Regions from separate parts of the Mus musculus genome. Here region 2 is linked to region 1. Evidence: chromatin loops called from intact Hi-C (ENCODE). Cell type or tissue: left cerebral cortex. All regions are shown on one strand.

What was found. Hi-C counts contacts between places; a loop is a spot of excess contacts. Peaks named below come from ENCODE experiments on the same cell type or tissue, not always from the same donor. Only the 100,000 strongest peaks of a DNase experiment are listed, where the experiment ranks them.
Region 2: a loop joins it to region 1, with 3 times the contacts of the local background. A loop is called at or near these places in 2 of 42 quality-filtered maps.

The regions. Positions count from the first base shown.
Region 1 is chr13:25,893,881-25,901,880 of GRCm38, reverse strand. No RefSeq gene overlaps it. Among named protein-coding and RNA genes, the nearest start is that of Gm11351, 68 kb to the left of the region's middle. In left cerebral cortex, no CTCF peak of the experiment used is centred here; DNase peaks (open chromatin) are centred at 1,425, 1,806, 2,111 and 4,454; H3K4me3 peaks cover 333 bases.
Region 2 is chr13:25,677,783-25,685,782 of GRCm38, reverse strand. It overlaps the pseudogene Gm11350. Among named protein-coding and RNA genes, the nearest start is that of Gm11351, 280 kb to the left of the region's middle. In left cerebral cortex, no CTCF peak of the experiment used is centred here; a DNase peak (open chromatin) is centred at 7,299; H3K27ac peaks cover 1,714 bases.

The DNA of each region.
Region 1 (8,000 bases):
AAGCATAAGACTGTAAAATGTGAGACCAAAAACAACATGAAAAGTGAATTTTCAAACTTTCTAACTTGAAGGATTCAAGATCTCCGTAGGGAAACTGATGCTCAAGTAAACAGCCCTTCCAGATTCGAGACCTCATAACCGAGAAATTATTTTTCCCTGGAGTTTGACCTGCTGACAGGCGACTATGTTAACTCATGGAATTGAAATGAATGAAGTGAGGATAGGGCTGTCACCTGTATCAACAAAGTCCCAGGTGACAAGAGGCTCAAGGCTTTGAAGTCTGGTGTTGCAGGCAGTGCAGTTAGTAAATCATTCAAGCAAGAAAACCTGAGCTCCTGCCTCAGGCACCCACAGAAGCTCAGGCACATCAGCGAGAGCCCATAATCCTTACACTGAGTGGGAAGAAACAAGTACAGGAGTTCTGGGTCCACTAGGAGACTTTATCTCAGCATGTAAGGTAGAAAGCCATCAAGAGAGACACCTAGTCTTGATCTCTGACATTACCACACATACACATGTGCAAGCACACGGCCACTCAGGTGAACATGCACAAACACACATCAGAGAGAGAGAGAGAGAGAGAGAGAGAGAGAGAGAGAGAGAGAGAGAGAGAGAGAGAGAGAGAGAGAGAGAGAGAGAGAGAGAAACATGACCTTCCAATATTTACATCTGGTAATAAACTGTGAGTTTTTTTAGAGAGATTTTTAAAGTCAATTTTTGGTCATAACATCAATAATGGATTTCATTTTCACATGCACAAGCATATTTTTATACTTTTGATTTGCATTTGTATTAATTTATGTATTCACCTTACATCCAAATTGCGGCTCCCCTCCTCCCAGCACCCCCTCAAATAGCTCCTCCTGCATATCATTTTCCTTATTCACTGAACTATACTTCCTTCCCCCACCTCTTTCACCTTTCATTGATCTCTTAAATCCTCCCAAATATTTCCACTTTCAGTATTCATGACACAAGTGTTCAATTATCCTCATCTGATAAGTTTGCCCTTCCCCTCCCTCCTGACCATTTTCTCCCATCTCATATTATCTTTTCAGTTTGATAGACTAAAAGCATGCATATATGAGATTATATATATTATATATATATATATGCTCACATATGTATATATATATATGTATATATATATATATATATATATATATATATATATACATATATATTCATACATTCCATATGAGGGAAAATGTGTGAGATTCTTTCTGCTTCTGGCTTGCTTCCGTTTGAAATTCAAAGATTTCTGTGAGATCTTTTCTGCATAGTTTGTCTCTCTTTATCACCATTTCCTCCACCAGAATGGAGATTTTTATTGAGTGGGGACAAGTGTGATGGTTGCTTTGCAAACTGATTAGAAAATTCCTAGCTTACATGTTCCTTGGATTTTCATTTCCTGGCTAGATAGTTAAGACTCTTCTATTTAAACAGTGAGCGGCTTCCCCTTTAAACGCCGTCCCTGCTTTGATGGGTATACACCGTGAAGCCTAGATTTTGCAATAAAGGAGAATCTAATTAGACCTTTCAATTGAGAAAGGAGGCTAAACTCTTTTGCTTCAACATAAAAATGTTCAGTAAAACCTTTCCCCCTTTCTGTAGTGAAAATAGCAGTTATCTTTAAGAGAGAAGAAAAGGCACAAATTATCCCACCTCCTTTCTCAATTCAAGCATAAGTCAGAGGCAGTGGACCCAGCCTCTTTTCCTCTCCACATCAGAAGGAAGGTGAATTTCAAAATCTGAGGCAGCAACTGAGAGCAAGACTGTGGAGGAGAAAGCATTGCCAGGGCTTTTAAGCCCTTTACACCAACTCAAAACGCCTTCGAGTTAAAAGCATGAAAATTGCAGTACTACTTCAATAAGCAAGTCGCTTAAATATAATTTTTGGCACCACATACATATTCACAGAGAAAATGAGTCAAGAAAGACAGTTTGTAGTTTTACGAAAAGGAAACCGTAAAATTTTAAATATTCTCACCCATGTCTATGCAGGAAAAGCACTATCATTTTTTTTTTTTAGAAAGAAGAAAAAGTAAACTGTTAAGTAGGACTTAGCATCAAGGGAACTTTGAGAGAACGAGTATGAAATCAGCCCAAAACAAACCTTCCTCATTAGCGTGATAGGAGGCCTGTCTATCCTGTAGCCAGAAGATTCGGTCAGAGGAAAGGAGGTGGCAACAATTTTCATATGGTTGGCTTGTGACACTGCAGAATGAAATGAACTTGATATCCTGTATCACAGAGAGTTAAAAGCATGCCATCCTATCCTCACAGAGCACCAGGGCTACCACAGACACTGTGACTCTAAGACCCTAAGACCCTTGTAATGATGTAGAACAGTGTTTGCATGTGTGTGTGTGTGTGTGTGTGTGTGTTCATGTGTTCTTATTTGGGGAGAGTAATTAAGGGGCTAATAGCCAAGAGGTCACACACAGCAGTTGAATAATAATTGCCTCCACTGGTGAGCAGTGGTATCAGTATGGAGTGCTACTAGATCACACTATACTGAATAGTTGACAAGAAGTCTTCAGACGTCACTCCCAATTGTCTAAAAGCAACAGTAGGCTTCCAAAGGACAGAAGAGATGCTTGTTATATAGACCAATGTTTATGCATCCCAGATATTATCACCTCCCTTTTTATCCTAATACATAAATCAATAAACTTGATACCTCAGTTTCCCTGTATTTCTGAGAAAGCAGGAAACACATGTTGTGAAGTAAAAGAGGACTCAACCCTACTTTACCTTCAGCACTGCATATCCTCTATATCCACAACCACCTGACAATTTTATAGAAAATCCTCAGATAAAGTCTAGGACAAATGGCAGTTAATGATGACATAGGCTAAAGCGATCATTTCTTGAGGAGGATACCCTGAATCCAGTTTCCCTCAATTTTCTGCTAAAAAGTAAGTTTTTTACTCACTTTCATATCAAGGAGAATTCTTTTTTATCATTTTATTTTTGAGATTTTAATATAATTACATTTATCTCTTCCTGTCCTTCTCTCCAAACTTTGTCATCCATGTCTCCTGGCACTCCTTCAAATTCAGGACCCCTTATATTTTTCATTAATTATTATTGCTTGCTTATATTTATTTTTATAGAAGATCCCCATTTTGGATAAGGAAAAAAGAGTTTTAGAAACTACTTTGTGGAATGGAAGATCTGGTCTCATTCCAGGACTAGCAAAGGTGACCTTTAGTAATCTACAGGTAACCTGCTGATTTGTGAGTATCTGCAGAGACTTGGAAGAACACATGGTAAAACTCACCAAACTTTGAATGTTCTTGATGCCTATGGAGTTTTAATTTTGGAGACTTTTACATATTTTCAAAATTTTTATATAAGACTGTATTATTTTTAGTAGTACTATTACAATGTCATACCAATTTCTTATAAAACTTGACTGAAATAAAGCTTAAAGTTCTTTTACAACTGTGCCTGCCACCATCACTATCACTGGTAAAATTTTACCTGCTGGTTTTCCTCTACATCATCAGACATGACTTTGAGTCCTGGAGTAAGAAGGTTCTGCCATGTAGCAATGCAAAGTGGCAAACCTAAAAATTATGGATAGAAGACCTTTCTATTATAAATCCATTGTTCTTAAACCCACCCCAAGGCAGTATTTACTAATATATGAACATAAATAGAGAAAACTACTGTGGTTGTTCAGTCAAACAGGATGAGGCGGCCAGGATGTTGACTTCAGTTTAACATAAAGTCATATTGCAAATGGGAACATGTCTACTGGTTACTTCAAGTGTGAGTTCAGAAAACCACTTGTCAAAAAAAAAATGTGCTCATCTTACATCTTATATCCTGGTGATCTTCCATGGTTTGGTTAATAGAGCGTAGAATCATTTGAAGGGAGAAGCCTCACTTGAAGGATTGCAGAAAGAGGTGTATCTGTGGCCATGCCAATGAGGGGTTGTTGTCTTGACTGTTCATTGATGTAAAAGACCCAGCCCACTGTGGGCAGTGCCATTCCCTTGGCAGGTGGTCCTGGTCTTGATAGAAATGCTAGGTAAGCATGAGTTTGTGAGGGAGCAAGAGAGCATATGACAGAGTGGGCCAGCAAGTAGCTCCCCCATGATTTCTGCCTTTATTTCTACACTGACTTTCTTAAATGATAGATTATAACCTGAAAGTATAAGAAAAATAAAGTCTTTCTTCCCTAAGTGACATTGGCTCAGAATATTATTTCACAACAGAAAAAGAAACTAGAATAGCATGGAAGTTTTTAAAGAAATCTCATTTGTAAATGTTCTTTTTCTTCCCATTGCTATGATTGTCTCCTACAGAGTACATGTTGGAAGTTCTTCAAGGGTATATAAATACACATACATTTTCAGGATATGCACTTTTCTGAAGCATCGATTTAAAAGGAATATTTTGTTATCCGCCTTAATTAAAGTCCAACACACATTGTGTTTTGGGGGATTTATCTGAAAAATATCACAGGCATGGATATTTGAAAAGGGAAAACTACTAGAGTAACAAACCTCGGAAAGGTCCACATCTGAGGAGAAAAGATGAGGAAAAATGATGCTCAGGCAGACTGTGCTGTTATTTTTAAACACAGAATTCATTACAGCCAGGACTACACAGAGAAACCCTATCTCAAAAAAAGAAAAAAAATCATTCTTATAAACCAAGGAAAACAACCTCTGTGTTCTTCCTGACAACACAATTTATTTCTTTACCAATGCTTGTGTGATCCTTGGAAGAAAATTTCTGATGCATCAATCCAAGAGCATACTTCACTATTTATCCATTAAAATGTACATTGCTGTAGAATTTCAAAATGTTTTTCAAATAAGTAAATTGACTGCATGAGCTAGCAGGCTGATCCCTAATGATGCCACAGGAGACTTAGAGACTATCATGAGGACGGTTAAAATGAGTGGATGAGGTGGGTGGTAAGATGATAATCAAATTGTGGCTAATGTCCAGAGAGACATCTAGTATTTTACTAATTTCCCTTTTAGGTTTGAACCCTTAAAAAATTACTCTAGGAACCTAAGAGTTTGGCTTAAGAAGTTAAGGGTTCAGACTGCTCTTGTAGGGATCTAATTTTATTTCCCAGCTCCCAAGTCAGATGGCTAAAATCTTCCTAGAAGTCAGCCCCAGGCAATCCAATTTCTCTGACTTCTGTGTGTACGGGTACTCACAGAACAATCTCAAACTAATGAGAGAATCTATGAAAATCCTCAATTATATTTAATAATAAATTACTTTGCTTATTCCTAACTTTGGGAACACGGATTCCCTAATCTTACCACCTTTATTAAGCATGTTGTTGTTGTTGTTTTGTTTTTTTCCTGGATCTCACCAGTGGTATAGCACAAGAAGAAGAAATCTGAAGCACCTAATTCAGAAAAAAAAAAAAGTTTACCAAAATGGAAATAAAAATGAATTGATTTAGGGACCTGTGTAAAAGCAATAAATATGAATTGATTAATAATTACTGTATAGAGAAAGAGAGGGAATAAGGGTAAATGACTCAGCTGCTAAAGTGTTTGTCACCCAAGCATGATGGCCTAGCTTCAGGTCCTAAGCGCCTGTGTAGAAACTCAGGAGCAACTGCACTCCTAGCTGTGGTGAGATGGAGACAGGTGAGAAGTGCACACTTGGAGTTCGATAGGCTGTGAGGATAGGTTCAGTAATGGACTCCTTCTTTAAAAAAAAAGAGAGAGAGAAAATAATTGAAGAAGACACCTGATATCAACCTCTAGCTTTTGTGCTCATGAGCATAAACACACATTTGCAACCTCAGTTACATGTGCATATGGCATACACACACACATACACACAAACAGACACACACACACACACACACACACACACACACACACACAGCAGAGACAGAGACCAAGAGGAAAATTTGGGTAGAGAAAAAAGTTTGTATTTTCAATTGATTCAAACTTCCAAACATAGAAACAGACATTTAAAGAGCCCATTGGTTATCAAATGAGATAAAGAAAATTAAGAAATATGGCTAAGCATGTTATTTTCAAACTGCTTAAAGCAAAATGAGTTTTAAAGCGATTAGAAATACCTAAAGACACATAATATACAGGTGAAGCAATTTACTGATGTCCTAATTGAAACAGGAGATGGAAATAGTAGAGAAAGCAATTTTATTTTTGTTGTCTTCTTAAAGATTTAATTTGTGTGTCTGGATATGTACCTGTGTAGGCACCCATAGAAGCCAGGAGGGCTGAATCCTGGGATCTAGAATTACACAGGTACGCCACTTACTGTAGGTGCTGACAACCAAACTCTGGTCTTCTGCAAGAGCAGTATACATTCTTAACCAATGAACCATAATATCTTCAGTCCCTAGGAATGTATTTTTAAAAGCTAAAATTAAAAATAATAATAATTGTTAGTGATATATATATATATATATATATATATATTCTTTAAAATTGGATATCTGAAACTTGAATTCCCACAAATTATTACACACATGCACAAGCACATGCACACACACACACTGATATATGTATATGTATATGTTATATGTTGTGTTATATGTTATATGTATGTGTATGTGTATATATCCAGAATCTGGCCATGTAAATGCTGGCATGTGTTAAAAGCATTGTCTGCAACCTTAACTCAGAGAAGGTAATTTCTTCACTCATTTGGAGTTCAATTGGTCGAGAGAGCACGAGCTGATGGAGAACAATAACAGTGTCTGAAGCTGAGTGTATGAACTAGGCAATAAAGGGATGACTGGGCCAGGTCTCTGAGAGAAAGACAAATGCTGGAAGAAGCAATAAGGAAAACATCAGTGTGAAGAGAATTCATAGCAGTGCAAGTTCAGAGAAAGGGGGACTCTTCGCTGGGGTGAAGATCAACCAGGGCTTTGAATTTTGAGATTCGGGAGATCATTTTGAAATGTAAAGTAGCGAGTCTACCAGCCATGTTCAGTCTTCAAACATTTCTTTAACTATATTTTTTTTAGATGCTGCCCTGTTGATAACCTCAGAAGTCTTCAGGGAAAACTAAGGTCTTCAGGAGCTCCACTTATAGCCCACTAACTAATAAGTAGCCTGTGTTCATCTCAGCAGAAAGTAATTCTGAAAATTGCTGTGGCTAACCCCAATCTATACATTTTTGACAAAATTCTACTCTGTTGACTGGTTCATCTCTAAAATCAGTATCTCTAAGTCTTCTAAACTTTGCTCCCAAAACCAAATAGAATCCACCTATCTTATTCTGTAAAGGCCTTGCTCACTTGCATGTCAGTACTCAGCTATCTGTATTTCTCAAAAGGGTCACCTCTGTTAGCCTATTAATTAATTAATTTTTATTCATAATCTATTTTTCTTCCAAGTATGCTACTGTGCCAAGTAGCATGTGTCTGGCAGATGGCAATTGAAATGGCTAAAATGATACTGAGGTGACTTGAACTGACTTAAACCACATCGATTAGAGTTGAGTTCTTTATATGAAACATAATTTTAGAAAGGCTAGAATGAAAATAACTGTCCTCCTCAAAAAGGGCTTCCACCTAGAGAGAGCAGGGGTGGCATTGATTTCCTGGAGCTGAGTTCCTGGATTATTTGACTAACCCTGTGGTGAAGGACTCAGTAACAAGAAGACACTCAAAGAGTTCTTAAATGTAAGTTGTGTCTTGGACCCAGCTTTTCTCAGCATCAGTAGCTCACCCTGTTGATTAGATGTACATGCATCATGATAAGACATAAGGCTGGATATGTGCATTGAAATTTCCAAATTTGAGAATGCTTAAATTGGTGCCTGAACATTTGGCAGGCTAAGAAGTGTTGGTAAATTTTTGGCCAATGGGAGACATGGCTGGATTTTGCTTAGAAGAAAAGGAAAACTCAAGAGTATGTACTACGTCAGTGAACAGCAGCAAGAAGGTAGGAGAATATGGTGAATGGTCTTCAGAGCACCAGTGTGTTTGCCAGACACCCTTACCATATCCTCCCTTTACAGTGTATAACAGT
Region 2 (8,000 bases), 220 kb after region 1:
AGCTCCTCCTGCAACATGCCTGACTGGATGATGCCGTGTTCCCACTTCGATGATAACAGACTGAACCTCTGAATCTGTAAGCCAGCCCCAATTAAATGTATTCCTTATAAGAGTTGCCTTGATCATGATGTCTGTTCACAGCAGTAAAATCCTAACTAAGACACCAGGTCTACCAACCCAGGGATGGCACCACGCACAATGGCTGCGCTCTCCCCACTTGATCACTAATTGAGAAAATGCCTTACAGCTGGATCTCATGGAGGCATTTCCTCAAGGAAGGATCCTTTCTCTGTGATAACTCCAGTTTTTATTAAGTTGGCAAACAAAACCAGCCAGTTCAAGCCGATTCTGGCTTTGGAGATGGTTAGTTTAAGATGGGCATTTCACAGCCAAGTAGACCGGTCCATTACTGATGTAGATGTTTGGACTTTAGTTCTCCAAGGAAATTTTGACTTGAGACATGATATTTCCAAAGCTATAGTGACAGATATTTTAGTCTGGCATATATGAGGCTAAGGGTTTCACCCCAGCACTGCATAAACTAAATGTGGTGATCCATGCTTACAATCCCAGCATTTAGGAGGTAGACACAGAGGGATGAGAAATTCAAAATCATCCTGTTATATTGTGAATTCCAGGTAAACCTGAGACACATAATGCCCTGTCTAAAACAAAAGCAAACCAAGAATTCTGTTCATTGAGAGAGCATAATGAGACAGATCTTCAGCCTGAACCTCAAGAAGTGAGTCAAAAAGGAGAACCTGAGGAAAGCCTGAGGAAGAAATGTAAGAAACACTTGAGAGATGGCAGGCACAGCAGCTCACCATCAGAGACATTTGCTTCATCTTCTTTTAGCAATTTCCGTGAACAGAGCTAGTGAAAGCCTTCACAATTCCAACTGAGTCAGGTGTGAACTCTAATTTGAGGCATATGGAGTGGGAAACTGAGGCAAAGGGCTCTTTAGAGTTCAATGCCCTTATCTTGCCCTCAGAGGGAAGACTTGCACAGATAAGGAAAGTCCAAATATTGGGGGCTTTATCCTGTCCCATAGAAGATTTGGAGCATGATATTGTGACATGACTGAATTAGCCAAATGGGATTGGTTACAATGCAAAATGAAGAATTCCTGCCAATGTCTTTCTTGGCCCCTGAGCATTAGACAATCCAAATTTAGTGCCTGCAATTTGCAATAGGGATGTTGAAAGAAGACATGGATGAGTAGGAGGCACCTTCAAGTCAAATGTCTACATGAAGACATGGGTGGTGATTAAAAGCTACAAGAGATGGATCAGAACAATTTTACATCCTTTCGTAGTCTAAACAGCTCTGCTGCAGCAAGACACTGAGTTGCTCCAATTGCCATGCTATGCAAGTACCTCAGCATAAATGAGAAATGTGAGGTTTGGGCACAAGAAACATTTCATCCATGATACATACATTAAAAAGAACAGAACCTGGTGTATCCCACACATTGCAATAAAAAAAAGTCACCTCAAACAAGTATTGGGACCTATCTGCTGTGAAAGTGAGCTCACAGGGGACGTAGCCTCTTCAGAAGTGAACTTTGAGAGGATGACATCAGGTGAACTGGCCTGCAGAACTTGGTTTAGAGCAGGTAGCAGGAGATGAGCTAAACTGTAGAAGTGATTGTGCAAGAGTCAAAGCATGTGAAAGGTGAGTTTTGGGAGGTGTCAGAGTATGTGAAAGTCTGTGCAAGTGAGCTTTAGGGAGGTTACCACATGGGTTTTATTGGAATTGCTCAGAGATGGGTAGACAATGGGGTAGCATGTGGGGTACACTGAGGCACTGAGAATGTTCTTGGGATGTGTGCATGTCTGGGGTTTTTTCACATGTTCCTCCAGAACTGGAATATGCAATAGATAGTCATCGGTATGTTCCCAGACTTTCTGGCCCAGGAAATTGAGCATAAGCTAAAGGAAACAGGATTTATGTCCAAGCTGTTCCCTAATACATCAACTATGTTTTCAAAACAAGTGTTATAGCAGAACTGGCCACACCATAAATCTATCTGTTGCAGACAGTAGAAATGTCAGCAAAGCCATCAGAGACAGGATGACTCAAATGCAAATTAGCAACTATCAGACTAGCATACTCAAGAAACAGTCTGGACTTCTTTTCCCTCTGAAACCCTGATTTGCTGAGGTCGGTGTGTAAACAATTTCTCCTTGGGTGGGGGAGTAGCAGAGTAGAATTTTGAGCCATTATGAAAATTGGCCAAGGCAACTGAAGTATCTACAGTCAAATGTTTTAGGCCACTTTAAGTTTAAACCAGCCTGGTTCAAATTTGGTCTCACAATTCCATTCCTTCTGTTTGCTTTCTCAAGGGAGGAATGGACACAGGAAGGCTGGACAAGATTTGGCCACTTACAGAGAATTAAATGATAAGCATTATTACTCATTAAGCATGAAGGGAGGACAGCCAGTCAGTACATTGCTTCGTTTCTCTAGGCAACTATTTTGATAGGAAATAGACAGATAACTGACATGAGTTCCACAGTAGATGTCTATGATAGGTTACATATGCGGGGATGACTGCCTATCCAGCTTGTTTATGTATTTTCTCATCAGTTCAAATAGGAGAAGGAATATACAGGTCAGGGTTCTTAGTTGTACTGCTAGGTCAGTACCATAGTAGATGCCTCTTTGGCTTTGATGAGCATGGGTGTGAGATCCTATAGCTATTGCTATGTGAAGCCTCACCATCTCTAGAGTTTTATAAGGAGGGGTGCCCAAAAGGCTGCTTTGTCAAGAGTTCTATTCTCTCATAAGATCAGAAGAGGAACCAGTGCTTGCTGCATACTGCATACTATAAGCTACTCATGTTGTAGTTTTACCATTGAAGTCTCTGGACACATAATTTTGTGATGTGTGTGAGATAATCTCCAGTTTACCAAATGCAGGACATGCTGATTGTAGGCTACCTGAGACAGCAGTCAAAACTCGTGTCTGTTTTTAACAATATTTGATAATTTTATACATGAATATACTATATTTGCATCATTATCTCCTCCCTTTTCCTCTCCAGTATCTCTCATGGCCCGCCATCCAATCAAACATATATACATACATTCATACATACACACACATATGTGTGTATATATATGTATATGTAAATATATATGTATACATAATCAATTTAGTGTTGTTCTATCTGTATGTATCTAGAGCTAACAAGTTGGAAATGAATGACCTATCAGAAAGTTCATCCCTGAAAAAGATTAATATCTCTCTTTGTCTCTCTCTGTCTCTTTGTCTCTCTGTCTCTTTGTCTCTCTCTCTCTATCTCTCTCTCTGTGTCTCTCAGTAGTATTGAGTAAATATATATATTGTACAAAGGTTTGGAGCCTTATGAGATTTCTTCCACCCACGCTGGAATGTTGTTAACTAGTAGTGCCATTGAGTAGGTTTTGTTTTATGGGACCAAACTTTTGTGACTTCATGAATGAAAATGCCCTGTCCTATATAAAAGACACTAGTGCTACCTCGAAGCAGAGCTCCTAGTCCCATGGGCAATAATTTTCCCACCTCTTCTCAAATGTTTTAGTTGTATTGAAGATATACCACGTCAGGTTGGGTACCTTCAGCCATTTGTTCTCTGCAGTTCTCTATCAGAGAACTGTATATTTCTGTAAGTTATGAACTTCGGAAGAAGAAGAAGAAGAAGAAGAAGAAGAAGAAGAAGAAGAAGAAGAAGAAGAAGAAGAAGAAGAAGAAGAAGAAGAGGAAGAAGAAGAAGAAGAACAACAACAACAACAAAGGCAACAGCAGCAACAGCAGCAACAGCAACAGCAGCAGCAGCAGCAACAGCAGCAACAGCAGCAACAGCAACAGCAGCAGCAGCAGCAGCAACAGCAACAGCAGCAGCAGCAGCAACAGCAGCAACAGCAACAGCAACAGCAGCAGCAGCAACAGCAGCAACAGCAGCAACAGCAACAGCAACAGCAGCAGCAGCAGCAACAGCAACAGCAGCAGCAGCAGCAACAGCAGCAACAGCAACAGCAACAGCAGCAGCAGCAACAGCAGCAACAGCAGCAACAGCAACAGCAACAGCAGCAGCAGCAACAGCAAGAAGCTTCTTTGGTGAGAGGTGTAAACTATACTTCTCTGTGCAGATAAAAATAAATATTTACTATGCACTTAGGATTTATACTGGCTTAGGAACATGGAGATAGAGTTTCTCTTATAGGTTTCATGACCCTCCAGACTCTGGTAATTGCCAAGTTTAAGGTACCAGACATGAATTTCCTCCTACTGATTAGGTTTTAGTCTAAGTGACATAAGTGCCACTATTGCATAATTGGGAATATTTTGCCATGATGAACAATGTTTTGGTTTGTAGGTGTGACAGCTCGGTAAGAAAATTGTATACTTTCTCCTTTGGAAGCTTATCTTAGAGCTAGTCCTTACACAGGAGGCTTCTAGGCAGCTTGATTCCTCCATGTCTAGTGCCCAGTGTGTGTGAAGCCATTAGCAATAAGATCTTACCTCCAGGTTGTAGTAGGCAGCCAGAGACAATAGCAATCCCATCTATTGTTTTGGGCAGGAAATCTTTTCTCCTTTTATGTTACTTGTCTGAAGCATTTTGTTAAAGTTCTGGAAATTCTCGTAAAGCACTGCTGTAGGTATGGCCTTTGCCATCAGTACTGCAATGAAGAGCTGGGAAGATGAACATGATCTTTCTGATATCAAAGAAGACAAACTAAAAGGAAAGAGGACGAATCTCCAACACAGCAGATTTTTTTTTTTTTTTTTTTTTTGCCTAGACACTAAAAAGTGTCTTTGCCAAATACTATAATGTAACTACAAATCCCAAGCTCTTTACTACCACAGCTGGGGCTCATCAGCAAGAGGGAGAAACTGTTTTAAATTTGGACCAGTGTGATGTGAACATCTTTAAATCCTTCGTAATTAGTGTTGCAATGATCATCCAAAGTCAATTGCTTGCTGTTTCTAATCCAGGGTACATTGTGAACTATATACTTTGAAAGGTATATTCGGCTTCCACAAAATCTGTTCTACTGGAAGTCACTTCCTCTAGATTTCTCTCAGTTCCAATGAATGATGGAGAAATTGCTGTATTACATTCAATAACCTGTCACTGGATAGTGTGTAGGTTGTTTGGGTTATAAGATGAGTCTAGTATGCCTGGATGGAGTGGGATGATCATTGCTGACAGCTCTTTCATGTATGTTCATGAGCATAGGTACTCAATCAAATAAGAAGTGACAAAAAGTGATTCAGAAGCCAGTGCTTGGCAAGTGCTTCTGAGGTCATGACTCCTGGGCATTAGATAACCTGGGGCAGATTTGGCAAAAATGTAATGAAGACCCGTAGATGGTTTTATCCAATTTCTAAAGCATGGTTACGATTCTCTTCAGAATAAAAAATAATGGCTCTCTCAGTGAGCTTTGCATTTTGGGACAAATATGCAGTCTCAAATACTGACTTCTCAAATATGACTCTTATTCCTGAAAAAGGAAGGTTTCTAATTGAGGAAGAATGCATTTTGGGCTACACAAGGACCTGCCATCCTGAAATCTGGCCCTTCACTGTTGAGGCTGCACGAGGACTTCAGTTGGAGGTTTTTCCTGTTGTCCTTTCTGGCTGATCTGTGATGGAAATGCTAATAATATGAAGGTCTAGACAGGAATTCAACACATTAAACTTAGAAATATTCATGGCTTACAAACCCAACTCAAACACCTATCCTGAAGTTATTTATCGTTCCAAAGCAGTTAGTGTCAAATAGTTCAATTGCCTCTGAGATTCCAGTGAGGACTATATACCAAAGAGCCAACTTCAATGTTTTCTTGGATACAAGGTAAAAATAAACAAATAGATAGAAGCATAGATAGATACTGATAGTCTTCTGTATGACTGTGCTTATGGACTATGTTTCATGTGTTATATGCATTTATAATTACATAGCCATATAAGAGAATTCAAATATAAACAGAAGCACTAACAATCTGAGTGCTGTAAAACACCCCAAGTTTCAAATAGTGGGAGGATCTGAGAAGATAGGTTAGTTCAGTGAGTATGAGAACTATGCATTCATAAGGAAAATATTTATAATGTGCATAATATAAAAGCTCAGACATGTCTGAACACACCTATAATCCCAGCACCAAGGGCCAGAGGCAAGGCATATCCAGCATCTTCCGGTCTAGCCAGCTCTGAACCTTCATTTCACTGAGGGACTGTCTGAAAAGAATGAATAGAAAGCAACAGAGGAAGACACTCAACCTTCTCCTCTGGCCCCTCCTCTCCAGTGCATTCCATCTCTACCCACACATCCACATATGCACAATATACCAAAGGAAAAGAAAGAAGACCTTCAAAAAATGGGGTGGAAAGGTTAAACAATGAAAACAAATGAAAAACTACAAAGGCAAGAAGGATAGTGTGATGGTTTTAATGAGATGAGAACCATAAATCTAGGACATTTGATATGGTTCCCAATTGGTGGATGTTTGGATAGGCTTAATGGTGTGGGCTTGATAGAGGAATTACATTACCAAGGTTGGTTTTGAGCTTTCAAAACATTCATGCCATGTCAAATGAGGTCTCTCTGTTTCTTGTTTGTGGTTCAAGATTTGAGCCCTCAGCATCACTTGTCACTTACTGCCTCTGCTCTGATATCTTTGTTTTAATCTCCTGGAACACCAAGTCCATAATGAATTGTCTTTTCTGTGAGATGCTTTGGTCATAGTATTTCATTAAAGCTAGAAATTAGCATGTGTTGAAGTGACAATACACATGACTTGATATGCAATTTTTTCTACACATGCCAATGAGATATCAAAGGACTTTGTGACGTTCTTATGATCTGTCATTAAATTCTTGTTCATGAATTTCTATTGAGTAGTTGCTAATGTAGATGATATCAAATACACTTTTGGAACTTGTATGATGTATTTTGAATAAGTCCAAAAAAGTTTCAAACTGAATTTCAGAACATTTTAAATGAATATTTGAGTCACAGGCAGGTCATGTGGACTATGAGATGAAAATTTTGCATCCTGTTGGTGACATTCATAGCTGAATTCTGGTGAATATTCATGTTAATGAGTAAGAAGAGATCCATTCTCTGTCATAGCTGTTTAAGCAATAAAATTTTGCACTGAATAATCAGCAGAATGAATCAATGTGCCCTTCGGTATGCAGGGTGGGAATGTTTTTCCCCACAGGTCATGGGAAAAGTCAAAGATTAAATAGGAAATGTAGTTGAGCTCTCCTTAGCAACAATCTAATTTTATATCCTTCCAAACTCACTACCACAGTCACGCTCTCCTGAGAAGGATGGGGTTATTTCTATCCTGAGTTCCTGTTTCTAGAATACAGTTTTGCAAGAGTTCTATATTCAGTGCACAAAAGTAGGGCACCTTCTGCAAAAATAAAGAGTAGCTCTTGTTCCTAAGAGCTTATCACCCAAAGGCACTAGTAATGTGAAATGTTGAGTAGCTACACAGCAGCAAATGGCAGAAAACTAGTCAGTATTTTTAGAAAATATAATTTCCCCAGAGAGAAAAAGATTAGTAAATTCAAACTAGAAACCCAAGTTTAAAGGGGGGGGGGAGTACTTTCAGGATGAGGGCCATTATTTGAGATGTAGACGCTTAAGGAGACAGGATTGGTTGCCCCTTTCATGTGACACTATTTTGAGGGAGATGCAAATGAGTATTTACTCAGTCCAGATAAAGTATTGATGACAGAGCAAGGTAATGATAGCATAAAAGTCCAACTTGGTGAACCAATGATTTCATTAGGGTCAGTCCCAAGAGTGTGTGTGAGAGATTACCTACAGGACCAAGGATGACTCAAAGTCAGCTATGCACCCAGCATGGGGTGACAGCTCATGAAAACATGAAACCTGGGACTCTTTGCATGATTTGTAGGTAGCTCAGCAGGATACAAATTCTTCTTTCCTTGGCACCCTTTATTGCTAATATAGCCTTGCACATATAACAAGTTTCTGG